2 separate regions of the Homo sapiens genome follow, and region 2 is linked to region 1. Evidence: read pairs that join two places in POLR2A ChIA-PET (ENCODE). Cell type or tissue: OCI-LY7. All regions are shown on one strand. Each heading gives the region's core, and the rest is flanking DNA. Links, peaks and the distances in the headings are about the cores only.

Evidence for each region. Peaks named below come from ENCODE experiments on the same cell type or tissue, not always from the same donor. Only the 100,000 strongest peaks of a DNase experiment are listed, where the experiment ranks them.
Region 2: POLR2A ChIA-PET joins it to region 1 with 6 read pairs; 3 of 35 experiments call an interaction of 5 or more read pairs at or near these places.

What each region holds. Positions count from the first base shown.
Region 1 is chr4:123,357,678-123,373,507 of GRCh38, forward strand. No RefSeq gene overlaps it. Among named protein-coding and RNA genes, the nearest start is that of SPRY1, 31 kb to the right of the region's middle. In OCI-LY7, for the core only: no CTCF peak of the experiment used is centred there; DNase peaks (open chromatin) are centred at 6,204, 7,454 and 8,294; H3K4me3 peaks cover 3,209 bases; H3K27ac peaks cover 4,039 bases.
Region 2 is chr4:123,130,885-123,146,714 of GRCh38, forward strand. All of the region lies in intron 14 of AFG2A (AAA ATPase AFG2A), which reads left to right. Among named protein-coding and RNA genes, the nearest start is that of AFG2A, 220 kb to the left of the region's middle. In OCI-LY7, for the core only: no CTCF peak of the experiment used is centred there; no DNase peak of the experiment used is centred there.

The sequences.
Region 1 (15,830 bases), core at 3,501-8,500:
TTATTTTTATTTATTTATTTTTTTGAGATGGAGTTTTGCTCTTATTGCCCAGGCTGGAGTGCAATGGTGCTATCTTGGCTCACCACAACCTCCACTCCCGGGTTCAAGTGATTCTCCTGCCTCAGGCTGCCGAGTAGATGGGATTACAGGCATGCACCATCACGCCTGGCTAATTTTGTCTTTTAGTAGAGACAGGGTTTCTCCATGTTGGTCAGGCTGGTCTCGAACTCCCGACCTCAGGTGATCCGCCTGCCTCAGCCTCCCAAAGTGCTAGGATTACAGGCCATTTATTTATTTTTTTAAGAGATGAGTTCTCACTCTGTCACCCAGGCTGGAGTGCAGTAATGCAATCACAGCTCACTGCAGCCTCAAACTCCTGGGCTCAAGCAGTCCTCCTACCTCAGCCTCCCAAGTAGCTGGGACTACAGGTGTTTACCATCATGCTTAGCTACTTTTTAAAATTTTTCTGTAGAGGTGGGATCTTACTTTGCTGCCCAGGCTTGTCTCGTACTCCTGGCCTCAAGAAACCCTCCTTGGCCCCAAAAGCATAGTGATTACAGGCATGAGCCACTGCACCCTGTGCTGTACTTCATTTATTCATCCTGTTTATTGTCTGTCTCTCCCCATAGAATGGAAGCTCCATGATAGCAGGGACTTTTTTCTGTTGTTTTTTTTATTTTTTATTTTTTGGTTTTTACTATTTTGTTCACTGCTATAGTTTCAGGACCTAGAATAATATTCAATAAATATTATTGAACAATATTCAATATATATTATTGAACAATATTCAATATTTAACATATTCGATATTGAACAACATTAAATAAATATTTGAATAAATAAGTGAAATTTCATTTGGTCTATAAAGTTCTCCCTCACACTACCTTTTTTTTCCCTGCAAATGCCTATACATTTTGATCTGTTTAGCGCTTAATCAGGCCTTAATTGTTTCATGTGTTTCGTTTGGTTTCTCTGTGTTGTAGGATTGTTGTGTTTGTGTGTGGATGTCCAACAAACTTCCTTCCCCACTTGTTCTAGAAATATACCTGTCACCTCATCCCACCTAACATTTCCCCCAGACCACAGAGGTGAACACAAGGCCCAGTTTGGGTCAATTACAGAACCCCAATACCCTGGCCACAGAGAATGGCCAAGAATGAGTATTCGACCCATCCAAGGGAGGTTCGAGGCCTTTCCCAAGACTTAACCTTTCAGGTTCCTGTAGCTTGTCCTTTCATTCCATAAGCTACCCTTCCAAAAAGTTCTCCTTTTTGCTTAAGTTGGTTTGAGTTAGGTTTCTGTCACATGTAACATGGAAAGTCTTTGTCCTGTACTTTATATTTTTTAATTTTCAGGCCAATACATGCATTTGGTTGAATATAGACTTATTTCATATTCTAAGCTGTAGGTAATTCAATACAGTATATTTTCCCCATATTTTCATAATGATTGCAGGAAACAGTGCATCTGATACTTGATTATGTGGCCCAGCATAATCTATACGAGCAACATAAGATAATAGCAATGTCAGTAGTGATGGAGGGAAAAAATAGATGCAAACGGCTACTTTTAAGTAGAGTACAGAGTATACTTCTTATGGTTCCATTTTCCAGGTGGAAGAATTTGGACTCAAAGAAAGCAAGCATCAGCTCTGGGTTTAGTAGGGGCTTGTTGCAGCTTTCTAAATTCTGTATACAGTCATGTCAGATCTGGGTGAATTCTGATTCAGCTTTTTAATAGCTTGGCCAAGTTATCTACCACCTTACTTCCATTTTTATCATCCAGATAAGTGAAGATAATAACCACTTATTTCCTAGAACTGTTTGAGGATTTTTTTTTTGAGATAATGTGTATAACTGGAAACAGAGCTTGAGGCAAAGGCTTATGTACTTACATTTGTATGGGGGAGTGCAATCCAGGAAATCATGTGTGGGGGTTAAAGGGCAGAGAGGTCGGGAAGGAAGGGGACAGACACACCAGAGTGCATCATCAGGAGAGCCACAGCTCACTATCAGGTACAACCAAGCCTACCTGTTCTCACAGTTCTGCCTCCCAACCATCTGCAGCTCTCCTACTCTCAGTATGGTTTGTCTGGGTGGTGGAAGGGAGGACACATTATTTACCACTCTCATTGGTTAAAGTTTGCCCACAGGGTGTCTGCTTTCTGCACTTCCGGGTGTATGACCTAATCTTTCTAGAAGCTGACCCAAGAGGCTCCGCAATGTGAGCCACAAAAAGTCATCAGCATTCCCTACCTGCCTCTCTGCAGTCTGCAGCATGATGGGCTGGCCAGATGAGCTCTTGCAAGAGCATGGGCACCAAGAGATATCACTGAATCTCACAGCTCAGTGGCAACCAGAAGTCCCAGAGCAGGAAAGGGGAGGTCCATGCAGTGTGAATTGAGGTAGTGGCAGGTCATGAGTGACATGAGGAATTGCAAATAGCTGCTGCAGCCGGACCAGCCTGCTAAGCAGGTGGAACACTGTAACAGCATGATCCTGCCAGACGGCAGCAACAAGCTTCCTTCCTACCACAGACAAAATGTTTCATCTACAATCTCCAAGAATGCAGCTGCTGGTGGGCCATCTTGGTCATGAGCAGAAAACCATGGTTGCATAAATCTAGGGGGCCTTCTAAGCTGCCAGAACAGTAACCGTGCCTAGTATGGGGGCCTGAATTGGAAGATGCTCCCATAGTGTCAGTTTCCTTCCTCCCTTAGGTGGCTGAAACATGGAAGGCCTGCAGCTCTGACGTTATGAAAATGAAATTCTATTAAGAACAAGCAATGAGAGATGGCTTAAGTTGACTAAAGGGAATGTTAGCTTTAATATTGTGAAGATGACTGAAACCATATTGGTGAATACTTGAACTCATAGGATAAAAGAAACCTCAATATATAAATATGAGTGCTTTTATTTTACTAATTTTTTAAAGAAATGGAGTCTCACTATGTTGCCCAGGCTGGACTTGAACTCCTGGGCTCAAATAGTCCTCTCCCCTCATCCTCTCAAGTAGCTAGGAATACAGGCAAGAGCCACCGTGGCTGGCTAAACATAAGTGTTATGACTCTCCTTGTTTTCCCTAGTCAGTGGCAGGTGAGCCATCCATTTGGGTAATATTGTTGACACACACTTGCCAGCATTTCCCCTTTCTAAATACCACCAGTGGTGGCCATGATTTATATCTGACTGTGTCTATGCTCAGTTTCTTAGACACTTGGCTTTTGGGGGTGAGTCTCTAATGCATCGATGCCTTTCGAATTTCTATAATGGTTTGGGGCTTCCTGAATTCTTATTTTTCTATTGAAAGTTTAGAGCTACTTCCTTACCCACCTCTGTCAGGGCTGGCCACTCTTTGAGAATAGCCTCCAGAGGCTAGGCACAGTGGCTCATGCCTGTAATCCCAGCATTTTGGGAGGCCAAGGCGGGCGGATCACCTGAGGTCAGGAATTCGAGACCAGCCTGACCAACATGGAGAAACCCCATCTCTACTAAAAATACAAAAAATTAGCCAGGGGTGGTGGCACATGCCTATAATCCTAGCTACTCAGGAGGCGGAGGCAGAAGAATCATTTAAACCCAGGAGGCGGAGGTTGTGGTGAGCTGAGATTGTGCCATTGTACTCTAGCCTGGGCAACAAGAGTGAAACTCTGTCTCAAAAAAAACATTAAAAAAAAAAAAAGATTAGCCTCCAGGAGAGTGTGGAGTAGGCTGCTAGTTTGACTATTAAGACATCCAGAATTCACACACTACCTCCTGGGCTTGATAAAGTGACATGGTAGCAACAGTTCTTACAGCAAGGTGACCCCACAAGACATCTTTGCCATGAAGTTGACCATTCTTCATGTAGATATTTAATTTCCTACAAAGATTGCCCAAATCTGGCCACTGGCCAAGTAGCATGAGTTATCAGCTTTTTCCTTACTGTGGGATCATTTGTAGAAGCTTTAAAAAACTGCCTCAATGTGTGAGTTTCCTTGGACTGAAAGAAAAAAATAGAACTTAAAAGTTCCAGCTGTCTGAACATTTTCTACTTAAAAAAAAATAAACTGAATTGGACAGGAAGATCATGGTACATGACTCATGGTAAACAAATGCCAAACACATGTTATCTTAATCATCCTGTACAAAATAAGGAAATTGTATGAATCCAAAAAAGAATTATCCAGAAAGGACAAATGAAGGATATCCAGAAGACAAATTTGAAGGTTTTGTTTTTTACAAATTATTAATTTATATAGCTCCAAACAGCCACAGTCAGAATCGGTCAGAACACAGAAATAAGAACATTTAGGTATCCTTCAACCTATATCAATTTCACTCTGTTAGGTTTAGTTAATCAAAGTGTTCATTTAGGAAAGACTCCATTAACTTTTTGCAACCATATCCTGTTTTGAATGATCAGAATCATAACCCTTGCTTTTATAATAAGCAGTATAGCTAAAATCTACTGAGTGCCGTGAATCATGCATGTATTCTGCTAAATGATCTAGTATAAAAAAATCTGTGTATGTTATCATTCTTTCCTCAGTGGAGTTTTTAATCTAGTTAAATGAATGGGTATTATGCATGTAGTGGTCAATTTTATGTGTTAACTTGATTGGACTAGGGGATGCCCAGATAGCTGGTAAAACATTACTTCTGGGTATGTTTGGAAGGGTATTTCCAGAAGACATTAGCATTTGAATCAGTAGACTTAGAAAAGAAGCCCTGAATGGAACAAAAGGGTTGGGGAAGAGCAAATTCACTCTCTCTTTGAGCTGGGACATCTGTCTTCTTCTGCCCTTGAACTGGAACTACATCACTGGCTTTTCTGGGCCTCCATCTTGCAGACAGATGGCAGATCATGGGACTTCTTAGCCTCCATGATCATGGGAGCCAATCTCTCATAATAAATAAATACATAAATATCCTATGGTTCTGTTTCTCTGGAGATCTCTGACTAATATAACATGTAAATTCCATGTTTCCTGAGGCTGTAGAGAGCTAGTTTGGAACAGGCAGGTAATTCCTTTATATAAGGTACAGCTTCCATAGAGCTGTGGGTAACAAAGTCTCTGATAACTTGGCATTGCCCACTTTGTAACATAATGTGAAATTAACTTGGAGGAGAACTAGGGTACTCTGACAGTTTCTGGAAAAATAAAGGGCATGCTTTGCATATAGGCCATTGAAGGCCATAGTAGAAGGACAGCAGGGCTGGGATGGATTTGTATGCATTCTGTGTGGGGTTAGTGACAGGCAGAATCTAACAAAAGGACAGCTCTTTTTTTGCTCGGAAATGCTAAACAATGTAATTCCCCAGGGTGGTGGAAACCAGAAGACATGAAAGGAGAGGGCTGCAAATAGCAGAGAGGATAGATTCAAAAGGATGGCCTATTTTATCAGCATCATGTAAAGAAAACAGTCTTTGGTAAACCTCAGGGAAAGAAATAGGATCAACCTTTGCATATAATTCCCCCAGTGGCATTGTTCAGGAGGAGCCCCCAAGACTTCCTGTAAAATGCCAAAACCAAGAAAGACATCTGAAAGCAGAGAGAATGGAGCAAAAGTTGCTAAGAAGTAAGTAAACCCGGAGGCTGCAGAGAAAGCTGGCAGGAGACTGGGGCAGAGCATGATGGACACCCCTCGTCCCTGGGAGACCACCCAATCCACTCTGATGGAGCAGTTCCTCCAGCCCAGGACTGAAAGTTTAGGGAAGCTCCTGTTTAAACAGAGAGTATCCCCTGGCCCATGAGGGGCACTTGGAGCACAGAGCAACTTTTGACTGCTATTGTCTGATACCCAAAAATGCAAGATGGCGAGTTTTCTTCTCTTTCAAATAAAACCACCCTTTGCCCCATTGTAAACATTATGCTTGCAAGTGGGGAATTAGAGCCAGGTACTTACTGTGATCTTTAGGAAGATAATTTCACAGGTTGCTCACCAAAGGCCAGAGCCAATAAATTGCCCCATCCTTGTAAAGGGGCCTGGGCCCACAGAAGCTTTTTTGTGCAATATTCTTAGTAGTAACCTTAATTTACATTTTTTTCCTGCCCACACTGGGCCCATATTCCCACAAGATGGTGTTCAGCAGGAGCTGGTGGCAGCTGCCTCCTTTAGACAGCAGACTAAGGCATATTCAAATTCACCATAGGCCCCATCACTCCAGATTAGGTAACTTACCTTGAGGCTGCAGAACTGTCACTTATCAGAATGCTCATGTTGTTTTTGTTAGAATAGAAAACCATCTCAGTACCCATATCTCTGAAAAAAGAGAAGTGAAAGTAGACTGAGAGGGCTGTGTATTTCTTATACCTGGGGCCCTTCACCTGTGTTCGCCACCTGCCTGCCTCATCCCTGCAGCCTAAGATGTCCTCATGACATTTTCCCCATGCAACACTTTGTTTTCGTTTGTTTGTTTGTTTGTTGTTGTTGTTTTGAGACAGAGTTTTGCTCTTGAAGCCCAGTCTGGAGTGCAATGGCGTGATCTCAGCTCACTGCAACCTCCGCCTCCTGGGTTCAAGTGATTCTCCTGCCTCAGCCTCCCTCAGTATGATTACAGGCATATGCCACCACGCCCAGCTAATTTTGTATTTTTAGTGGAGATGGGGTTTCTCCATGTTGGTCGGGCTTGTCTCGAACTCCTGACCTCAGGTGATCTGACTGCCTCAGCCTCCCAAATTGCTGGGATTACAGGTGTGAGCCACTGCGCCCGGCCGCAACACTTTGTTTTATTGTTAGTGCCAGATATCTCTAGTTTCTTGTTCATCATACCTGCCTCCTCTACCCCATAAGAATTGTCTAATTATTATAAAAAGTATTTTGCTTACCAACCAATTAATTCTGCAGTCCCTACATAACAAAAATCCTGCCTAACTGAGACAGATTATTTTTTCAAATTAGTAAATTTGAGATTTTAAAGTAGGATGGATATTTGAAATATGTTAAAAAGTCTGGCACCTGCAGCTTCACTCAATGAGAAGTGATTTGGCAAAAGTAAAGCATCCTCAGGGTGGGGTGTGGGAGCAGGAAGAAGGACGGATGCACAGAATCATCTTGTCTGCCATGATCTGTGGCACAATATTCATATTTATTATTTACTCATTAAAATATTGGGTGTTTTCATGTCCTAAGGATTGTTTTTATTGCTTGAGTTTATAGTTGCAAAGTGATTACAACTGAGAAAGAAATCTGAATCCATCTATGTCTATACCAGGCTCTAAAGCTTTTATTTGAGAATGAGCTGAAGATAAAAATATGCCATATTTCTTTCCGTCCAACGTTACAATTTTTTTATTTGAATGCCTGTCTATATGTGGTTGTAGTGAGAGAAAGGTAGTTGCTGAAGAAATTAGGCATAGGGTAAATATTTGTTAATTGAATGAATGAGTGAACATGAGAGGTAACATCCAGAAGATTGACTCATAGCCCAGAGCGATTGGCAGTCAAGGCTGAGTGGAGATGATGGTGTTATGAAAGGCACACAGGTGTTAGGATGGCCCAGGTGAACTATGCAAACCCAGTGGCATCAGTTACTCACCAAAACTGGAGGGGAGGACTAGGAGGACAGACAAAAAATGGGAAAAAAAGAGGGACAAGTAATTGACTTTATGCTGGTAATCATTTTTCCTGGATATTTTGTAGTCTTGCTATAATCACAGAACCATCGTGGTATTGGTCTATCGCAAATATCCCAACTGTACAAACAAGAAAATGTAAGAGAGTGAAGTTACCAGTTCCTACTCACCTAAAAAGAAAGGCCTGACTTTACTCTACAAATATAAAACTATACAATTTTCTTTCTTTCTTCTTTTTTTAAAAATTTAAGTTCAGGGGTACATGTGCAGGTTTGTTATGTAGGTAAACTTGTGTCATGGGAGTTTGTTGTACTGATTATTTCATCACCCAGGTATTAAGCCTAGTACTCATTAGTTATTTTTAAATGTTTTCATGTATGTAATCCACTGGTCAAGTTACAGTTTGTGGGCTTTCATATTCCACTATACCCTGCCATGTCAAAGAAACGCAGCTCAAGAAGAGATGGAGATTTCTGTGTGAATGTAGCTGCACTCATCAGCATTCCCCCCTTGCCTCCTGGAAATCATCCAAAGGCAACAAGGAGAATGAAAAAAAAAAAAGAAAAAAGAAAGCATGCTCCATTTTTGGTGAAACTAGGAGACAGGTATATTCTCCACACTCTAAAATATGTAAAAGGCCACCAAATGCAGCTGTTAGTAGGAGGAAGAAGGGGAAAAGTAGAGAGAAACTTTATTGGGTAAGAGGGCCCAGGGTGAAAGATCTAAGTTAGTGCCAGCAAAAATACACTTACTGAAGGTGAGAAGCACATCCTGAGGGGTGAAAGCTTTCCCCCTGTGTAATAGATTGTATTATTTGCTCAACATATTGACTGATCCACCCCACTAGTCTCTTTCCTGTCATCCTGGCCCTTCTGCCCCTCCATGGACAGAAATATCCTTGCTAAAGATTGATCTTTCCCACCCCAATCGCCTCAGGCATGACCATGAAACTTGCTTTGTCTAGTGAAAAGTGAGTGAAGTGACAGGTACCACTTTTGAGCAGAAGCTTTAAAGAACCAGCATATGATTCTACCCCCTCTCTTCCTGCCAAAGACCGGCAGTGTCCCAGAGAGGGGTATTTGAATAAAGATGCTGCGTCATACAGCACAGTCAACCCTCAGGTCACCTTCAATGGCAGTGAAATGAGTGAGAAATAAACCTTTTTATAAGTCACTAAGATTTGGGGGACATTTGTTAGCACAACATAACCTAGCCTATGCAAACTGATACAAATGTTTTCAATAGGAGGTACAGTGATTATGATGAGCTGGGTTTGTAGCAGGAGACTCCTTGGATCCGGGTTGGTTCAGAAGAGCAGAAAAGATAGTTACAGGCAAAAAGCCACGTGTGCAGGAAGAAGTCTATCTATCTCTAGAGCAGCAGCAGCAGAGAGGCAGCAACTAGCCTGGAAAACTAAGGGGAAATATACTCGTTTCACCATTGCCTATAGTAGGGCACCAGTAGATGTTGTCTAAAGAATAAAAGACTAAGGTTAGTAAATGAGGTAACAATAACAAAAATCAAAAGACTACAACAAAAATAAGAACCTTTCTAAATGCTAGAAGAATAACATGCAAAAAAACACAAAACAAAGAATTCACATAATGGAAGACTTCCAACAACACTATAAACTGAATTGGCAGGATCACTTGAGCCAGGTTTCAAGGCCAGCCTGGGCAACATAGTGAGACCCTGTCTCTAAAAAAAAAGCCACACACACCCACGTACACACACAGAGAGAGGGAGAGAGAGACACGCACCTAAAAACGCAATGAAAACAAAAAACACAAAGGAATATTTCAGAATAATGCCCAAACAAAAATAGGCTAAACTTACAAATGAAAGAAAAAGAGATTCTGATTTGGTCACTATGTTGATGGACTCTAAGATGGCCCTCTGTGACCTCTGCCTCCTGAATACATGCCTTTGTATAGTGCCTGCCACTTTGGGAGAAAGGGGAATATGATTTACTTCTAACCAGTAGAATATGGCAAAGATAATGGGATGTAACTCTCTTAATCGTAAGTTACATAAGACTCCATCCTGCTAGCCAGCTCTCTCTAGAGACATTTCTTACTGGTTTGATGAATTAAGCAGCCATGTCGGGAAAGCCCCTGTGATCTCTGCACTCGGCAGCCCCTAGGAACTGTTGTCTTCTAGGAGTGGGAGCGGGTTCCAGCTCCAGCCAACAAAAAGCTGGAACCCTCAGTACTATAAGCACAAGTATACAAATTCTGCCAATAATCTAAGTGAGCTTGGAGACCGTGCTTCCTCAATCAAGCCTCCAGCTCCAACAACCTTGAGGGCAGCCCCATGAGATGCTAAGCGCAGTACCCAGCTAGGCACAGCTGACTCCTGGCCTACATAAGCCATCAGATAATAAATATATATGCTTCTAAGTTCTACGTTGTTGTGCAACAACAAAAAATACAACCACAAAGCAAAATTCCATTTCATGCTATATGCAAGAGATATATCTGAAAGAAAATGATTTTAAAATGTTGAAAATAAAGGATGAGGAAAGACATGTTAGGAAAATGCAAGGTAAGCACAGGTGCAATCATCAGAGGGGAAGGAATTCAAGACAAAACCATTATTTGAGGCAAAGAGGAATACTACAGAGTACAATTCAGAATAAAGCCCTCAGAGTCATGGCTTCACTATACCAAATAACATTGCCTCAACTTTCATAAAGCAGAAATGATAAAAAATTCAAAAAAGTTGATGGAAGTATGCTACTAGTAGATTTGTTGGCTTTCAGTTCATAAGAGATCAAGAATTCCAAAGAGAAAAGGTACAGAAGACCTAAATAATATAATGAATAAGTAGATAGATCTGTAATATATAAAGCTTTCCCTCCTAGGAATAGAGAACATATCGGGCTGGGCACAGTGGCTTACACCTGTAATCCCAGCACTTTGGGAGGCTGAGGTGGGCGGATCACAAGGTCAGGAGATCGAGACCATCCTGGCTAACACGGTAAAACCCCGTCTCTACTAAAAATACAAAAAAATTAGCCCGGCATGGTGGCAGGCACCTGTAGTCCCAGCTACTTGGGAGGCTGAGGCAGGAGAATGGCGTGAACCCGGGAGGCGGAGCTTCCAGTGCACTGAGATTGCACCACTGCACTCCAGCCTGGGTGACAGAGCAAGACTCCATCTCAAAAAAAAGAATAGAGAACATATCTTTTTTTAAAGTGCTCTGAACTGAAACCTTATACTAACCCACAAAGGAAACCTCAATAAATTCCTAAAAGTTTAAAGAATATATGGCTGGGTGCGGTGGCTCACACCTGTAATCCCAGCACTTTGGGAGGCTGAGGTGGGTGGATTATGAGGTCAGGAGTTTGAGACCAACCTGGCCAATATGGTGAAACCCCATCTGAACTAAAAATACAAAAATTAGCCAGGGGTGGTGGCATGTGCCTGTAGTCCCAGCTACTTGGGAGGCTGAGGCAGGAGAATTGCTTGAACCTGGGAGGCGGAGGTTGCAGTGAGCCGAGATCATGCCATTGCACTCCAGCCTGGGCAACAGAGCGAGACTCCATCTCAAAATAATAATTTAAAAAAAAGAATATGGATAAAATTGTCCAATTTTGATGAAAACAATTCATTTATTAACAACAATAAAAACCTCTACCACATGGAAATTAAAAGCAGAAAGCAATAAAATGTGCACTTCTTGGCTCAAAGAGAAAATACAAACTGAAAATTAGACAATACAAACTGAAAATTAGAAAATATATAGAAAATACAAAGATTAGAAAGACTACATATCAGAACATAGGTGATACAGCTAAAACGATTTTTTTTTTGAGATGGTGTCTTGTTCTGTCACCCAGGCTGGAGTGCAGTGGCGCGATCTCAGCTCACTGCAAGCTCCGCCTCCCAGGTTCACACCATTCTCCTGCCTCATCCTCCCAAGTAGCTGGGACTACAGGCGCCCACCACCACACCCAGCTAATTTCTTTGTATTTTTAGTAGAGACGGGGTTTCACCATGTTTGCCAGGATGGTCTCAATCTCCTCACCTTGTGATCCGCCCGCCTCAGCCTCCCAAAGTGCTGGGATTACAGGCATGAGCCACCACGCCCGGCTGCTAAAACAATTTTTAGAGTGAAACATCCTATCCTTAAATGCTTATATCATTAAGCAAAAAAAGAGTGACTATAAATTGTCTTAAGAACAAGACGATATACTGAGAAATGCAAAAGTAGAAAATAAAATAAAATAAGTAGAAAAATAAAAGTAGAAAATAATAAATTGGAAAGCAGAAAACAACAACAAATATAAATACATTCAAAATGAGTTTTCGATAAATGGAATAAAATAGACAAATTGATAGCTGAACAATTTGTTCACAGATAAGGACATATGCATGATCATTAATATAATCTCAAAATATGTTCTTGTACTACTACAAGACAAATGTAAATTAAAACCACACAGAAGTACCATTTTTTTACTTATCTGATTGACACACATTCAAACACTTGATGTTGCACTGTGTAGGTCAGGCTTTGGGGAAATAAACTGTCTTTAACTGTTCTAATGGCTGTGAAAAATTGTACGATGCCTAAAGATGGGCATTTGGAAATAGAGATAGCAAAATGACAACATAAGCCTGGCCAATCCACTTCAAGGATTTTATCCTGAAGATACATTCATATAACAGTGAGGAAGTTTACTCATTGAAGCATTGCTTGTTATAGAAAAAGATTAGAAAAAACCTAAATGCCCATAAGTAGGAGACTGTTAAATAAATTATGAACTACATACAGTATACTGTGCAGCTGTAAACAGGAGTGAAGATATTTATCTGCTGATGTGAAAATATGTCCAAGATATAATATTATGTCAAAAAGACAAGGTAAAAAAGCAGAATATGTTACCATTTATATTAAAATGGTGGAATAAATTGAAAAATGCATATATTAATAACTTCTGGTCTGAACATTAAAAATTTTGAAAGGCCACTCAAGAACCTAATAGCTGTGGTTGCTTTTTACCTCTTGAGAGGATTAGGAACTAGGTAGATGAAGAATTTTTGTATGTTTTAATACTTTTTAATTTTGACACGTAAAAATATTACCCAGTCAAAAAATGTAAAAAATAATTTCTAAAAAAACTATAAAGTTTTGAAATTTGCTATGTGATGCTAGATTGAAGCACAGATTAACAATATTTTTTCCAGAAAAGGCAATCTTCTTCATAGCATATCATTTTGCAATTTATTTCTTCTATGATAAGAGTCTATGGCCCAGATATAGTATTTCTTAGTAATAATTATAACTGGAAGTTTAACTGTAAGGTATGGATCTCTTGATGGAATATGAAGATTAAACATTATCTTAAAATAATTGTGAATATCAGTAAACATTATGTGAACTCTATTTTACATATCCATATTCATCTACTTTTTAATAAGTTGATATACACCCCCATGGTTTGTTTATAAATACTGCCATGGACTGAACTGTATCCCCCCAGAATCAATCATATGTTGAAGCCCTAACCCCCAATATGACTGTATTTGGAGACAGGGCCTTTAGGAGATCATTAAAGCTAAATAAAGTCATATGGGGAAGGGTCCATTATCTGATAGGATCAATGACTTTATAACAGGAAGAAAAGAGCTCTCTCTCTGTCTCTCTTTCCCCGCCATGTACACACAGAGAGGAAAGGTCATGTGAGGAAGCACCAAGTAGGTGCTTGGGAATAGAGTCCTTGCCACAAACTGAACCCTGCCAGAACCTGGATCTTGGACATTGCAGCCTCCAAAACTGTGAGAAAAAAAATTTATGTTGTTTAAGTCACCCATTCTGTGGAATTTTGTTATGGCGGCCCTAGCAGACTAATACAAATACATATGTATACAAAACAGATGATCAGCACCAGTGTCTGTAGTAGTCAATCAGTAGGATGAGACTCAAATTAAATAGGGGTGGAGTCTGGACACTGTCAAATGAGCTGTATTTTGAGTCTTTGCAGCTAGAAACTTAAGAATAAGACAGTCCTGTAATAAAGATGCCTGATATAGTTCGGGTGTTTGTCCCCTCCAAATCTTATGTTGAAATGTGATCCCAAGGGTTGGAGGTGCGGCCTAGTGGGCAGTGTTGGATCATAGGGACGGATGCCCTTGAATGTGGTAGTGCTATCCCCTTGGTGATGGGTGAATTCTCACTCTATTAGTTCAAACGAGAGCTAGTTTTAAGAGCCTGGTACCTCCTCCTCCTCTCTCACTCTCTCTCTTGACATGTGATGCACTGACTTCCACTTTTGCCTTCCACCATGATCATAAGCTTCCTGAGGCCTCACCAGCAGCAAATGCTGGCACCATTCTTCCTGAACAGCCTATAGAACTGTGAGCCAAATTTCTTTTCTTTATAAATTACCCAGTCTTAGGTATTCCTTTATAGCAACACAAATGGATTAAGACAATGCCCAGTTGAGCACACCAGGCCCCACGGCATAGGAAGGTGGATGCCAGCTCTGGAAGAGGGTTGCCGCTCTGTCTCAGGAAGTTGACTGTGCACTACCTGCATCCAAATTCTGGATGTGCTTATTATAGAAATGCAGATTCTTGTGCCTCCACCATCATCATAATCTCTGGGAGTGGGGTCTGTGAATCTTAAACATTCTTATCTCTGCCCTATGGATGTTGGAGAAAATGAATTTAATACTAACAAACCTTCTTAGGAATAATAATAGTGACTCTCAGCTAAAATTTGCTGAGAACACAGTTTATGCTTTGTATTGTCATAAGCGTGGATCTCATGTACTTTTCCTAGAGGAGATTTAGATTAAATGAGCACATTTCTCTAGTACTAAAACCTACATTTAAAAGGAGGTAACAGGTTGGGCGTGGTGGCTTATGCCTGTAATCCTAGCAATTTGGGAGGCCAAGGTGGGTGGATCACCTGAGCTCAGGAGTTTGAGACCAGACTGGCCAACATGGTGAAACCCTGTTTCTACCAAAAATATAAAAAAATTAAAAAATAAAAAAATAAAAAGCCAGGCATGGTGGTGTGCACCTGTAGTCTCAGCTACTTGGGAGGCTGAGGCAGGAGAATCGCTTGAACCTGGGAGGCGGAAGTTGCAGTGAGCCAAGATCGTGCCACTGCACTCCAGCCTGGGTGACAGAGCAAGACTCCATCTCAAAGTAAATAAATTAGTTAAATTAAACTAAATTAAAAATTACAGTAAGTAATTGCCAAACAAATTGAGGTGCTTTCACATTATTGAGCGATGGAAACAAGACCGTGCATGAAGCCTTAGGTAATTTAGTTTAAGTTTAGTTAAGTATGTATTTTAATTGTTCTAAATTTTGGCAAAAGTGAAATAAATGTTTAACTTCTAGCAAAAGGGAAATAACAGGTGTTTGTAAATGTGACACTACTAAATAATGTATTAAAATGACTGCAAAATGAAGATCTGTGAAAGATAGTTTATTAAGGTTAGGAAATGAGAATATGAAATCACCCATTGGTTTTTAATCAAATGAGCTAAAGGAATTAGAAACTATTAACAAATCTCCTTTTTGCTATCCATGGATAAAATACACTATTTCATTCCAACGGGCAAAGGTTTATTTCATCTGTGACTTTATTGGTCACACAAGACTCCCACTCTACATTTAAGAAGTTGAAAGACCAGGCGTAGTGGCTCATGCCTGTAATCCCAGCTACTCAGGAAGCTGAGGCAGGAGGACTGCTTGAGCCCAGGAGGTCAAGGCTGCAGTGAGCCATGTTCATGCCCCTGCCCTCCAGCCTGGGCAACAGGCTGTCTCAAGAAAGAAAAAGAAAAAGAAAGAAAAAGAAAAAGAAGAAGAGAAGTAAAGAAAGAAAGAAAGAAAGAAAGAAAGAAAGAAAGAAAGAAAGAAAGAAAGAAAAAGAGAAAGGAGGGAGGGAAGAAAGGAAGGAAGGAAGGAAGGAAGGAAGGAAGGAAGGAAGGAAGGAAGGCTGGCTGGCTTTCTGTTTAAGTTTAAAGAAAAAGGCTGGGCATGGTTGCTCATGCCTGTAATGATGAGGTCAGGAGATCGAGACCATCCTGGCTAACACAGTGAAACCCCTTATCTACTAAAAATACAAAAAATTAGCCGGGCATAGTGACACATGCCTGTAGTCCCAGTTACTTGAGAGGCTGAGGCAGGAGAATTGCTTGAACCCAGGAGGCGGAGGTTGCAGTGACCCGAGATTGCGCCACTGCACTCCAGCCTGGGCGACAGAGTAAGATGAAAGAAAAAAGAAGGGAAGGGAAGGGAAAAGAAAGGAA
Region 2 (15,830 bases), core at 5,618-10,617, 220 kb before region 1:
ATTCCAGGTGCCCTGCATACTTGCTAGTGCTTGTTATTGTCAGTGTTTTTTTTTTCTTTAGTTTTAATCATTCTGTTAGTTATATAGTATTATCTTATTGTGGTTTTAATCTGCATTGCTCTTATTACCAGCAATATCAGGCATCTCTTCATTTGCTTATTTGTAATTTGAACATTTTGTTTTGGTGAAATGTTTTCTTTGGATCAATTTTTACCCTTTCAATGGGTTGTTTTCTTTACGTATTCTGGATCAAAATCCTTTATCGAGCATATTACAAACCTTCTCTTAATCTGTAGCTTGTCTTTTCTTTTTATTAACACTGTAGTTCACAGAGCAAAAAATTTTAGTTTTGAAGAAGTACAATTTCCTTTTTTAAAATCAACTCTTTACTTATGTATAATGTCTCCTATGGGGATTTTTAAAATTATTTTTTTATTGCGGTAAAAAAGCACATAACATAAAAGATACCATCTTAACTGTTTATTTTTCTTTTCTATCTTAGCAGTTTCTAAGTTTACAGTTTAGTAGTATTAAGTATATTCACATTGTTGCACAGCCTCCAAAACTTTTTCATCATGGAAAACAGAAAATCTGTACCCATTAAACAACTCTGCATTACCTCCTCCCCCCAGTCCCTTTCTACTTTGTTTCTATGAATTTGACTGCTCTGGATACCTCATATAAGTGGAATTGTGCAGTATGTGTCTTTTGTAACTGGCTTATTTTAATTTAGCATAACGTCCTCAAGATTATTTTATGTTATATAATGTATCAGAATTTCTTTTTTGAGGCTGAATATTTTATTATATGTATATACCACATCTTGTTATCCATTCATCTGTAGATGGACAGTTAGGTTGTATCCACCTCTTGGCTATTATGAATAGTGGTATTACAAACATGGTGTGTGAATATCTATTTGAGATCTGCTTTCAATTTTTTGATATGTACTCAGAAGTGAAATTGCTAGATCATATAGTATTTCTATTTTTAATGTTTTGAATAACTGCCATACTATTTTCCACAGCAGCTGCACCATTTTATATTCATTCCAATAGTGGGAACAAGGTTTTAAATTTCTGATTCTTTTCTTTTTTCTTTTTTGATAGTATGTATCCTAATGGGTATGAGGCGACATGCATTGTGATTGTGATCTGTACTTCCCTAATGATTAGTGATTTTCACTATATTTTCATGTGCTTCTTGGCCTTTTCCCCCCCAGATTTATTGAAGTATGATTGACAAACAAAAATTGCATATCTTTAGAGTGTACAACATGATGTTTATATACACAGACACATATACATTGTTATTAACTGTAGTCACCACCATGCTCTACATTAGGTCTTTAATACTTATTCATCTTGTGGCTGAGGGTTTGTATCCTTTGACTAATATCGCACTTTTCCCAACCCTTAGGTCCCAACCATTCTATTCTCTGTTAATAGGAGTTCAGCTGTTTTTTAGATTCCACATATAAGTGAGATCATGTAGTACTTGTCCTTCTGTGTTTGGCTTATTTCACTTAGCGTGATGTTTTCAGAGTTCATCCATGTTGTCGCAAATGGCAAGATTTCCTTCTTTTTTATGGCTGAATTATATTTGTGTGTGTGTGTGTGTGTATACATATATGTACATTCACAATAGCCAAGCTATGGAAACAACCAGTGTTCATTGATAGAAGAATGGACGAAGAAAACATGATGTGTGTACATATATATATATATATATGTGCATATATATTTGCATGTGTACACACACATCACATTTTCTTTATTCATTCTCTGTCAATGGACACAGGTTGTTTCCATAGCTTGGCTATTGTGAATAATGCTTCAATGAACATGGAAGTGAAGGCATCTCTTCCGCATCTCTTCCGCATAATGATTTCAATCCTTTTTTTTTTTTTTTTTTGAGACGGAGTCTCGCTCTGTCGCCCAGGCTGAAGTGCAGTGGTGCGATCTTGGCTCACTGCAAGCCCCGCCTCCTGGGTTCACGCCATTCTCCTGCCTCAGCCTCCCCGGTAGCTGGGACTACAGGCGCCCACCACCACGCCCGGCTAATTTTTTGTAGTTTTAGTAGAGACGGGGTTTCACCGTGTTAGCCAGGATGGTCTCGATCTCCTGACCTCATGATCCGCCCGCCTAGGCCTCCCAAAGTGCTGGGATTACAGGCGTGAGCCACTGCGCCCAGCCGATTTCAATCCTTTGTGTATACATTGCCAACCTAAATAGCAGGCAGAGAGGTTCTCCGAAGATAATGGGTTTGTTCGAGACTGCATAGAGGATTTGCAGTTCTGGGATATGCAGCCTATGGGGACCACAGGCATATCCAAAGAGGTTCAGGCAAGGGGATGCTTTTAAAGGTAAAGGAGAAAAGTAGTAGTTTATTTTGAAACAATGACAACATTGGTTACGGGGCTTATCACAGGAGCTGACACCAGTTCTTTAGTGGAAACTGTGTCAGGCAAGTGTTCTTGTGCATCTGGCTAGCTGTCCTTGTGACTCCTGTAACAATCTGCAGTTTAGAACGTTGTGGTTACAGGCATATGTGCCTAAGAGTCCTTCATACAGTGTCTGTTATAGTTCCTATCATAGGCGTGTGCGTGTGTGTGTGTGTGTGTGTGGCCTCCCTTTGTAAACTCCTAGCTTTATTTATATATATTTTTTGTTTGAGTTTGACACAGGTGACTTCATTTTGATTCTGATACCTTTTACAATACCCAGTAGTGGGATTGCTGAATCATATGGTCATTCTGTTTTTACTTCTTTGGGTAACCTAGACATTGTTTTCTTAAATGGCTATACTAATTTACAATATCACTTTATATTGTTTTCTTAAATGGCTTTACTAATTTACAGTGTCACTAACGGTGGATAAGGATTCCCTAGTTTTCACATCCTTGCCAAAACTTACTGTCTTTCATCTTTCTGATGGCCAGTCTGACAGATGTGAGGTGACATCTCATTGTGGTTTTAATTTGCATTTCTCATTATTAGAGATATTGAGCACTTGTATTTGTTGGACTTTTGTGTATCTTTTGAGAAATGTGTATTGAAGTTCTTTCCAGTTTTTAATAGGGTTATGTGTTCTCTTGATATTGAGTAGTTTGAGTTCCTTGTATATTTTAGATATTAGCTCTTTATTAGATGTATGATTTGCATATGTTTCTCCCAATCTGGGGTTTTTCTCTTCACTCTATTGTTTCTTTGGTGTGCAGAAGCTTTTTAGTTTAATGCAGTTCCATTGGTTTATTTTTGCTTTCATTGCCTGTGCTTTTGAGGTTATATCCAAGAAATCTCTGTCTGTGGAGCTTTTTCTCTTAGGTTTTCTTCTAGTAGTTTTATTTTCAGGTCTTCTGCTTAAGTCTTCAATTTATTTTGACTTGATTCATGTATAAGGGGTGAGAAAAGGGTCCATTTTTATTCTATATGTGGATATTCAGTTTGCTCGTCATCACTTATTGTAGAGACTGTCCTTTCCCCATTGTATGTTCTTGGCATCATCATCAAAAATCAATTGACTATAGACATGTGGATTTATTTCTGCTCTCTCTGTCCTATTCCATTCGTTGATGTGTCTGTTTTGATGCTAGGTATGGCTTTGCAGTATATTTTATAATCTGTTTGTGTGATGCTTCCAGCTTTGTTCTTTTTGGTCAAGATTATTTTGACTATTCTGGGCCTTTGTGATTCCATATGAATTTTAGGATTTTTTTTTTTTTTTTTGCAAAGGATCATAAGAAACTACTATGAACAATTATATGTCAACAAATCATGTAACCTAGAAAAATGGATAGAAACATTTAACATAACAAAACTGAATCAAGAGATTGGAAATCTGAACAGACCAATAATTAGTAAGGAGATTGACTCAGTAAGTAGAAGTCTGTCATCAGTGGAAAGCCCAGAACCACATGACTTTATGGCTGAATTCTACCACACGTTTAAAGAAGGGCTAATACTAATCCTCCTCAAACTCTTCTGAAAAATTGAAGAGGAGGGAATACCTCCAGACTCATTTTATGAGGCCAGAATCACCCTCTTACCAAAGCCAGACAAAGACATTACAAAACAAAACTATAGGCCAGTATTCCTGATGATCATTGATGTAAAAATTCTCAACAAAATACTAGCAAACCATAGTCAATAGTACATTATAAGGATCATTTACCAGTAGATCAAGTGGGATTTATTCCTGGAATGTAGATTGCTTCAACATAAGCAAATCAATAAATGTGACTTACCATATTAACAGAATGAAGGACAAAAACTACATGATCATTTCAATAGATGCAGAAAAAGCCTTTAACAACATTCAGCATCCTGTCATGATTAAAAATCTAACAAATTAGGTACAGAAGGAATGTTCCTCCACACAGTAGAGGCCATATATGGCAAGTCTGCAGCTAACAGCATACTCAATACTGAAGAGCTAAAGGCTTTTTTTCTAATATCATGAACAATACAAGATGCTTACCTATTCTCACCATTTCTTTTGAACATAGTTCTGGAAGTCCTAGCCAGAGCAATTAGACAAGAGAAAGAAATAAAAGGCATCCTAATAGGAAAGGATGAAGTGAAATTATCTTTGTTTGCTGACTACATGATCTTATACAGTTACACCTCTGTATCTGTGGGTTCTGCATCTTTGGATTCAACCAACCACAGATTGAAAATACTCAGAAAAAAATGGATAGTTATGCCTGCTGAATATCTACAGACTTTTTTCTTGTCACTCTTCATCAAACAATATAGTATAACAACGTTTACATAGCATTTACATGTATTAGGTATTTTAAGTAATCTAGCGATCATTTAAAGTATATGGGATAGGCATAGGTTATATGCAAATACTATGCCATTTTATATAAAGGACTTGAGCATCCATGGAGTTTAGTATCCTCCAGGTTGCCTGGAACTAATCCCTCATAGATACTGAGGGACAGCTATATATAGAAAATCCTAAGGACTCCACCCAAAACTGCTAGAATTCATAAACCCAATAAAGTTGCAGGGTACAAAATCAACCTACACAAACCAGTAGCATTTTGTTTTACACTAACAACAAACTGTCTGAAAAAAATTAAGAAAACAATCTCATTTACAATAGTATGAAAAAATAAGTAAAACAATTAGTAAACAAGGAAGTAAAAGATTTGTAATTTCCAAATATTTGGAAATTTTTCAGTAACTCAGTGTCTTTAACTAATAATTTAATCATTCTAGTAAGAAAACATGCTTTGTATGATTTTAGTCTTTACATTTATTAATTTATGTAAATTAATATGTGGGTTTTATGATCACCCACGACATTGTCCTAACTTGTCGACTGTTCTGTGTGCTCTTTTAAAGAAGGTAGTCTGTTGGCCGGGTGCGGTGGCTTACGCCTATAATCCCAGCACTTTGGGAGGCTGAGGCAGGCAGATCACCTGAGGTCGGGAGTTTTAGACCAGCCGAACCAACATGGAGAAACCCGGTCTCTACTAAAAATACAAAATTAGGCCAGGTGCGGTGGCTCACCCCTATAATCCCAGCACTTTGGGAGGCCTAGACGGGCGGATCACGAGGTCAGGAGATCGAGACCATCCTGGCTAACATGGTAAAACCCCGTCTCTACTAAAAAAAAAAATACAAAAAAATTAGCTGGGGTGGTGGCAGGCGCCTGTAGTCCCAGCTACCTGGGAGGCTGAGGCAGGAGAATGGCGTGAACACGAGAGGTGGAGCTTGCAGTGAGCCGAGATCGCACCACTGCACTCCAGCCTGGGCAACAAAAGCAAAATTCCGTCTCAAAAAAAAAAAATATATATTAGCTGGGCGTGGTGGCACATTCCTGTAATCCTCGCTACTTGGGAGACTGAGGCAGAAGAATCGCTTGAACCCAGGAGGCAGAGGTTGCAGTGAGCCGAGATCATGCCATTACACTCCAGCCTGGGCAACAAAAGTGAAACTCCATCTCAAAAAAAAAAAAAAAGAAAAAAAGAGAATGTAGTCTGTTGTTGGGTGCAGTGTTTTATAGAGGTCATTTAGTCAGTGGTCCCCAACCTTTTTGGCACCAGGGACCAGTTTTGTGAAAGACAATTTTTCCACAGGTGTGGGGCGGGGGTTGGTTTCGGGATGAAACTATTTCACTTCAGATCAGGCATTAGATTCTCATAAGGAGCACACAACGTAGATACCTTGCACGCACAATTCACAGTAGGGTTCACACTTCTATGAGTGCGCATCTAACGGTGCGGCTGATCAGGCAGTAATGCTTGCTTGCTTGTCTGCTGCTCACCTTCTGCTGTGCAGACCAGTTCTTAATAGGCTGCAATCTGGTACTGATCCACAACCCGGGGGTTGATGACCCCTGATTTAGGTCACTTTGGTTGATTATGCTGCTATTCATGTATTTGATATTCTTGAAGAATTTCTATTTGGTCTATTCTTTTGGTTCCTGAGAGAGAAATGATGAAGTCTCCAAGTGTAATTGTGGATTTCTCTATTTCTCCTTTCATTTTCTTCAGCTTTGCTTCATCTGTGTTGAAGCTCTATTCTTAGATGCATTCACATTTATCAATTGTTGCACCCTCTACATCTCTTGGTAATTTTTGTATTCTGACATCTAACTTCCTCAGATTTTAACACAATCAATCCACTTTTCTTTTGCTGGTGATCACGTGGTCTCATTTTACATTCTTTTAACATGTATGTATTATTTTATTACAGTTGACTTTCATATAGATAGCATTCAATTTGTATCTTGTTTGCTGTACAGTCTTAATCAGGTTTCTTAAAGTTGTGTTTATACCATTTAGTATAAATTTCCATATGTTTGGGTTTATGTCTGTGACTTTATTGTTTGCTGTTTGCTTCCGTTTTTCATTCTTCGGTTTTCCTTTTTCTGCCTTCTTTTGAATTATTGGAATATTTTTTATTACTTTAATTCATTTACTGGCATTTTAAAATTTCTTTGTTTTGTGTGTTGCTCTAGCAATTACAATATTCACATCTAAGTTTTCACAGTCTACTTAGAGTTAATATTTTATCACTTGAAGTTTCTATACATTAGTATAGAACCCTTACAATGATCTAGGTCAAGAAGATAGGGAAAATGGATATTTGATGACAGCTGGGTGTCTGCCACAAAGGACAACATTAAGTTGCCTTTTAGCCCACACTTCTCTTAATCTTTTCTGTACTGCTTGTTATGCATCCTTTAATTATTTGTTTTATTCTATATTAATTTCAGCCTATAGTGTGCAATTATATGGAAAATAACGTTATGTCCATGCCTCCTTTCTTGGGATATTTCCTAAATTCAGTATGAGATTGTTGATATAGATAAGAAAACTGACTTGCAAAGAGATTTCATTGCCCCAGGTAACACAGCTAAGTGGCAGAGCTGCAATTTGTACTCTGAGTCTGGTTTTGGGGTCTGCACATTTGACCACAATGCTACTGCCTGTATTTTACTTAAGATAATAGTTATGTTTATGACAAACCTCTAAGTATGTATGACTTCTAAATTTACACATTCTTTGAGTGTTCTAATTTCATTGTCATAAAAGCTTACTATTTTCTCATTTTTAAGACATATTTCATACTTCTTAAGATAGCTCTTAAATGTATTCCAGAAACTTTAAACATTTTTGATATTGTTGAACTAGTTTTGGAATCAAAACAATTTGTGATTCCCACATAATTGCAGTTAAATTTTTTCAGTGTAATTTTAAAAATACCTTATGGGAAAATACTACTGCAAGTTGTGTAACACTTTAATTATCTATTTTTTGTAATCATAACAGCGTACACTTAACATTTGGAAAAAAAATAAATATATTCAAAATATACTTTTTCATTTTTTTAAGGTAATATTTGGTATTTATAGGTCTTCAAGCCCAGGAGCCTACAACCGACAGACTGGGAACCATACTTTATACTATTAGTGAATAATAATAACAAAAATAAGATTTACATTTTTTCTTAGGATACCAGAGTTGAATAAATTCAAATTTAGAAACACATATACATGTATATGTATAAAATATATGTATATCAAAGAACTAGAATTTTTAATCAGACTCAAACCTTACCAGTGAAATGGGAATACTCTTTACATTATCCACCTAAAATGTTCCTATTAACCATGTGGTTTTAAGAGGTATTTAAATTTTGGAATTTTTAATAGCTATCTGTTTCTTCTGTAACTTTGATTATATTATAGCTTTTCTTGAATGAGGAGATAAAACAGATGTAAATATTAAGACAAAAGCTTGATGCCTATGAAACAAATTATTTCCAAGTACATAGAGTGAAAATACTTTAAAAGCCTTTGAATTTGGCAACTTTCTCTTTGCATTCCCTTTCCTGATTCTGTAGCAATCACTGTCTTGTTCTTAATGAACTGGTACTCAAAGGTCATTCAGAAACATTCATTAAAACCAGTAGGGAAATAATTCTACAGACTTCCTTTAACCAACCTGTAGTTTTGTTTTCTTTCTTAATAGCCTCAGGTCTCAGACACAACCATCTTTTATTTATTTTTTCTTTCTTTCTGGAATCAAATAACTTTTAAAGATTTGAGAAAATCAGCACCAATATTTGAAGATTAAAACTTGATCCATCTGTCAGTTAGAATTTTGATTTGGAAAAGCCACAGGTAACAGTGTAAATTCTAGTTTTACAAATGTAGTAATAAAGAATATACTTCAGTGGCAATTTAAACTTCATATTAGTGAATTAAGATACTCAGTAAGTTTCAGGGTATTAGATTGATAAAGCAATACCTGGATTAATGACTAGTCATTATGAGGTGTACTTTTATCTTTCATTTAAGTCAAAACTTATGTTGCATTACATGCTTTACAAAAATTGCCACATTATTACATTATGGTTTGGCCATAAATAGGAGCAATTTTGGGAACCATTTATTTTGTGAATGGTTACTGATTTTCTGAATCATTCAAGTTCTACATTCTATTAAATTTTATAAGCCTATTATTTAATATGAGCTTTTTCTGTTTTCAGACTGATACCCATTATTTTTCAGTCATAGCAGAGAAATAGGTTTCCAGGATAAAACAAATTGTTCAGGTATTCAAGCAGCCCTCAGGAGTAGGCAAATATCAACAGATAGGTCACTGAGAGATCAAGGGATTTACTCTTTTCTTTGGTATACCATAGTTCTTGAAGGCTAAAATTTTGGTAACTGTTTCAGGAAAATAAATACTGTACTATATTTCGTTTCTTTCCTTCAATCCTGATATGTAAAGTAAACAAACCTGTTTTCAGAATATCTAACCTTTAGTTGAGTAAATGACAGGTAGGAAATAAAGCTGTTGATACGGGAGAATGAGTAAGTGAAAAAATCCATCCTTTGTCAACCACTCTTATTTTTTAAATTGAATCTGCTTTCAGTTTCAGTAGTTGGGAGTGCTAGATGTACATAGCTTAATGGATTTGGTGCTTAAAATTCTGGTTTTCTTCTTTTACTTACATTCCAACATCACAATAGAAAATAATGCAAATAGCCTTCTAAATGATTGATATATGATGATATGTTAGGCTTATTTATTGAGTCAATGCTTCACACCTGTTCTGTGTCACAACACCTCCCTTAGAGGATAAGGTTTTTTTTTTTTTAAAAAAGCGATTCTTTCTTGTAATGCCACAGGCATTATAAATCTCTCAATTGAAAAATACTGAATTAAATTTGCTTCTTATTTAAAACTACTTAAGGGTAACCCTTTGTATACTTGTTTTTTAAAGTTGATTGCTTATTATCACATTGCTCTATGTGTATTCCCATTTTTTAAACTTTGACAAGATACTAATTTTTATATTCATGGTAATAATAATCTTAACATTATATAACATTTTCACAATATGGAGTTTACTGAAAACAAATCTAAAATTTTACATTTAAGTTCACTAAAGTAACACTTGTAGGATGAGAAAGATTTTACTTGTTTGGTGGTACATGGAAATTTGACCCCACATGGAACAAAAGTTAACATTGTCATGAAACTACTAAAAAAAATGCTCGTGTCATTTTAGCCTACATTAATTATAGCATCTAGATTGCATAACTAATAACTTCATAGTATTCTGTCCTGGTGAGATGACATCTAGAATATAACACACAATTTTGAGATTTCATGATTTGCAACTAATTTTGGACATAACAGGCAAGGTCCACAGCATATTTTTACCATGGATAATAGAATGTAAAATAGTTACTGTTTTCATGTGTTTAAAAGTCTGTTCTCTAGAAAAGACATGATTTTAAAAGAAAGTTTCTAGCAAAACAAAAAGAATAACTTTGTGGTGAATTGGAATTTTTCACTAGGGGACTTGCTTGTTCTGGTAGGCATTGATCTCCCAGTTGTTCTGGGTGCTTTTAAAAATTATATTACATTTCTGCTGCATTGACTAGGAAGTTAAAATTAGCCAGGCATGGTGGCGTGGGCCTGTAGTCCCAGCTACTCAGGAGACTGAGGCAGAAGAATCGCTTGAACCCAGAGGCGGAGGTTGCAGTGAGCCAAAATTGCCCCACTGCACTCTCCAGTCTGGGTGACAGAGCGAGACTCGGTCTCAAAAACAAAACAAAACAAACAAACAAAAAAACAGTGTTACTCTATAGTGTACTGTGTTGCCAGATTTGTTTTGCCCACCTGTAGGCTAATGTAAGTATTCTGAGCATGTTTAAGTTAGGCTGGGCTAAGCTATGATGTTCAGTAGGGTAGGTATGTTAAATATTTTTTTGATTTAATATTTTGAGCTTGATGGGTTTATCAGAATGGAACTCCGTTGTAAGTAGAGGCTCGATCTGCATCTTTGGAGAAACGTCTATGCAAGTTTTTTGCCCACTTTTGAGCTGGGTTGTTTGTTTTTTGTTTGTTGTTGTTGGGTTTTAGGTATTCCCTATATATTCTGGATATTAATCCCTTATCAGATAGATGATTTGCAAACATTTTCTTTCATTCTGTGGGTTGCCTTTTTACTCACTTGCCACTTTTTTGTAGCAAACGTGACCCCTCCTAAAAGGGGGGATATATGTATTTTAAGACCATTCCTTGGCAGTATTGTCCTTAGAGCTTTAGGTTGACTATTTGAATTCGTATGGTCTTTGACTCATCTCATCATCTAAAACTCCTTGATGTTTTCCTCCTTTCTTTAATGTTATATAGACACAACTGGGACAGCTGACAGTGAATATAGGTTATATTTTTGCGAAGAATTTAGCAAGAGAGGTTGGCTGTTTGGCATTAAATATCTGTATCACTGTGAAGTTTTTAATTGTTTTTGGATACTAATTATCACTGAACATGACCTAGAACAATACCTTATTACATAGAGTTACTCATTTGTCAAATGTAGGAATGAATGTATGTATGCATGCATGTAAGTACACATGCATATAGCCTTGGTAGTTACTACAGTGCTATCATAGATGTAAAGTCTTTCACAGGCCTGGGTAGACAGCAGTCATGTTTTATTCATGGCCTAGTCTAGCATGGTTCCTGGTACTCTTAAGTTTTGGTGAATGTTCGTCATATAAATAAATATATTTAATTTAGAAAGCATCAGAAAAACTAACATTTGGATAAAGCAGATATAATTTTGTATTATATATGTGAGTAATTTTCTTTCATCTTTAAATTGTCATATTTCCAAGGAATCTATTCATTGTTGATTTCATGTCCCTCTTAAACAACTTGAGATACGTTAACTTTGGTAATCTGTCATAGACTTCACTTCATTCTGTGGCCTTTAATTTAAGAGAATGGTAGTTCTTTAGATGCTCTCTCAGGGTTAATCTCCCAACAGCTGGAAAACCAAGAATGGCTGTGAAAAGTACTTCTTTACCTAATACAGGATTGCATAACTACTTGCTTTTCCCTTAAAAATAATCTGCAGTATACATGGATCTTAAAATAGGAATGATAACTCTTTTGTAGAAATATTAGGGGATCAGAAGAGATAATTTATACGAATCATTTGGCTTACAATTTGTTGTAAAGTGAGGCCTTGAGACGCAATAGCTATTACAGGGTGAGCATTCTAAGTTGGAAAATTCAAGACCTGAAATGCTCCAAAATTTGAAACTTTTGAGTTCTAACATAATGCTTGAAGGAAATGCTCATTGGAGCATTTAGGATTTTGGATTTTAAGGTTTGGGATGCTCAACCCTAAACCAGTAAGTATGTATAATGCAAATATTACAAAATCCAAAAAAAATCTGAAATCTGAAACACTCTGGTCCCAAGCAATTCAGATAAGGGGTATTCACCCTGTATTATTAGTTTTTCCAGAAAAAAAAAAGAAAGATTATCAAAGATACACACCCGACTTTAGCACTAAAATTTTTAAGTTGTTGTACCTTCAATTGCTTTATTTTTCCCTTTCAATTCTAATGTTAAAAAATGTAATCCTGTTTTACAAAATATTTCAGCAAGTTTTCAGCAGTCGTCGCTATTACATTAACTATAAATAATCTTTTGGGAGACCTATCAACATCTACTTTCTCTTTCACAATTTGATAATTAACGTATATCACATCTGTGCCTTTCTTTCTAGGGATTTCCAAGATCTGATGGAATTTGCAATGGTTGATGTATATATGGCTCTTATCCATTGTCAGTAACCCACCTTCTTATGAGCTTTTCCAATTTTCGGGCAAATAACTAAGTACAGTATTTGTGCTGATATAGGTACAAGAGTTTAAAGAAGGCATGACTTAAGTGTTACTAAGAGGAAATAAGGAGAAATTATGTTAATAAATTGGCATTATATACTAATAAAGTTAGTCTCCAATCTGTGGAAACATGAAGAATAGAATGTAATGCTTTGCATTTCTCGGTGGATGAATGATTTTAAAATTTCATACATGGGGGAGAAAATAAAAATACTCCTGAACCCAAAGCTTGACTTCATTCAGGGATATGCATAAACTTCTCTCTCTTTTTTTTTTTTTTTTCCTTTAACCTGAAAGGACATTTAGAAAGCTAAATCTATTTTTCCTTCTTTTCAGTCAGAAAGTCAGGCCTCACCAGCAACAGACTACTGGTGTTTTGTAAGGGCTATATAATGTTTTCATCGTAATGCTATATAATGTTTTCATCTTTGTATTCGTTAGCCCAGACTTTTTGTTTAGTACTAGGAAGTATTTCCACAGATGTTGAGTGAGTGGATAAATGAATTAACTTGTGTGGTATACCTGGGGAAAAGGCAGTAAATGGGTAGAAAAACTCAAGAATAATCTACACCTATGGGGTTGACAACTTTTCCAGTTGCTCTAGGAATTACTGTAATCATTTTCTTTCTGTTATACTGCCTTATAGATCTGATGGAAATTTTGAAAAGAGCGTGTTCTCATTGTTTAGCTCTATATATCTGTTGGCTTCATTTGCTTTTAATATTTTTTTCTAATAGATACCTTTCTGGCTTGCACAGCAAAGTTCAATTAATGTAAGGATAAAATGTAAATTATCTAATTCAGCTTATTTACATGCTGTAAGTAATATAGTAATGCTAACTGGGCTTTCCTTGGCTTTTGTTTCATTGTGATCTGAGCTCAGATTATAGTTTGATCTGCTATGCACTGACCTGGGTGCCAGATGCAAGGGAAGCCAGTAAATAATACTATAAAGAGAGATGCTAGCTTTAGTTTTGAAAGGACGATGACTTGTAAGTGAGACTGTTGTAAACCACACAGTAATTAAAAAGCTCCATAATTAAAAGGGATATTTCCTTTCTTTAACCTGTCTTAAATGTTAGATATGATTAAAAGCAAAAGCATTTCTCTCAATAAAGTTGGGGGAAAAGTACTTGTTTTTATAGTCAGTTTTTGAAACATAGGAAAAGTGACCTCAAAGAACCTGTGTTGTAAAATTTTCAGAGTCATAGGAACTTGAACTTTGTTTCTTGATTACTTGATGAAATTGGTCATACTAGTTTATGAATAGTTCTGAATGGCCTTGTAGTCTTCTGTTGGTTTTGGTTTCATCTTTCAGTAGATGGACCTGTGGAAAAGTGGAACTGGCTTTGAAAATGTACTGGAAGCAATTATTTTCCTAAGACAATAATTTTTTTTCTCTTTTCCATTTTCTTTAGAACATACAGGCTAGAAGATCCACTCAGCATTTAATGCATATGACTTTACATTGCTGTTTATCTTTTTGTTTATCCCGAAATTGGAAGCTTCTAAAAGGCAGAGATTCACTCTCTTCCTGTGGTGGTTCTAGAGGCTGTGCCTTGCATAGAGTTAATTTTTAAAAAATAATTAATAATTATTTTTCTTACCATTTCTATTACTCATTTTTCAATTTGGAGAATAATTTTACCTGGCCACACTGATGGAACTTGCATACATGGGCCAGCTCTTTTACTCAGTTGCCCAATTTTTGAATGAAACTGAAAACTGTGGACAGATACATCAGGGAAGAGGAACATACAGAGTAAAAGACATAAAAGCCTTAAAGTTGGCTTCAGTTTCTTCATTTCATCTTGTAAATTACACAGGAGTCCTTCAGATAAAACTCACTGGTTATATGACAAATTAAGCAATTAGATTACTGCACACCTAATAATAGTAGCAAATAATGCACTTTCAATCTGCTAATATGTTAAGCACTTTTCATTATCTCTTCCTTTTACATGAGGGGAATCTGAAGTTTAGGGAATTTAAAACTTCCACAAAGTTAGTAGTCAGTAGTTTATATACTAGTATTAAATCTGTTTAAATCCAAAGCCGGTGACATTAACAGTTTCCAAACGATAATAACAAAAGTGAAAAATGTTAGTATCATTCCTTGAGAATTCACTACATAAAATTCTCTTCCAAATATTTACTCATTTTATAGATTAGGAAACTGATCCCCAATGAGGTATATCCTTTTGGTATATTGGTTAAAGAATAATATGTCTACTTGAGAGTGGCATCCTAATTACTGAAAACTGGACTACGAACTTTTAAAGTTTAATTAACAGTAATTTAATGTATTTTTATGTTATTTCTTAATCTTTGGATTATTTTTTCTTTTTGGAGGTTGTGTATACTCTGAATACTTATAGCAGTACTTCAGAACAATTTAGAACATATTTGTACTTCTAATGCAAATTTAATGTCTAGAATCCTGTTAACACATGTGATAAATGCCAACAGAAAGAGATTGATTTGCTGTCATGAATTAGACTGACAGATTTCTCAACAACACTAGATGCAAGAGGCCACTAAATAGGAAACTAACTTTGAACCTAAGATTTTATCCAACTAACTTATTTAAATATGAGGGAGAAGTAAGGATATTTGCTCATATACAAGATCTCAGAAAACTTACTGTACCAACACTATTTCTGAAAAGCACCAGGCAAGAAAAGTATGTCCAGAAGGAACTAGTGAGATATAGTTAGTAAAAGGAAATAAAGAACCCAAGAAAGGGTATAGTTTTATAGCCACACAATGGGGAGAAAAACGGAAAAGAAGGGGAAGAAAAGAAATAAGAGCCAAGTAATTTGTTGGCTTAGAATTAAAACTCCAGGTAATATTAGTCTTTCAGCAGTTATGGGGACAAGATGGGTAAGGAAGTCAGTTAGAGATCAGAGTAGGTGAAAATTTTGAGGTTCTTGTATTCATCAGGGAAAGTATTTATGAACTTTAGACACTAACAGTGAAAAATATGCATAGTTATGAAACTCAAAATTAAGCTCTCTGTTTAATAATAGACATCAGAGATAACATGAACAGATACTGATAAATTGAGAAAAGAGCTTCAGTACCAAACGAAACAAAGAACACAGATTTCCAGGTGCTTTTTTATCTGAACATGTTGCAGCACCATTGGA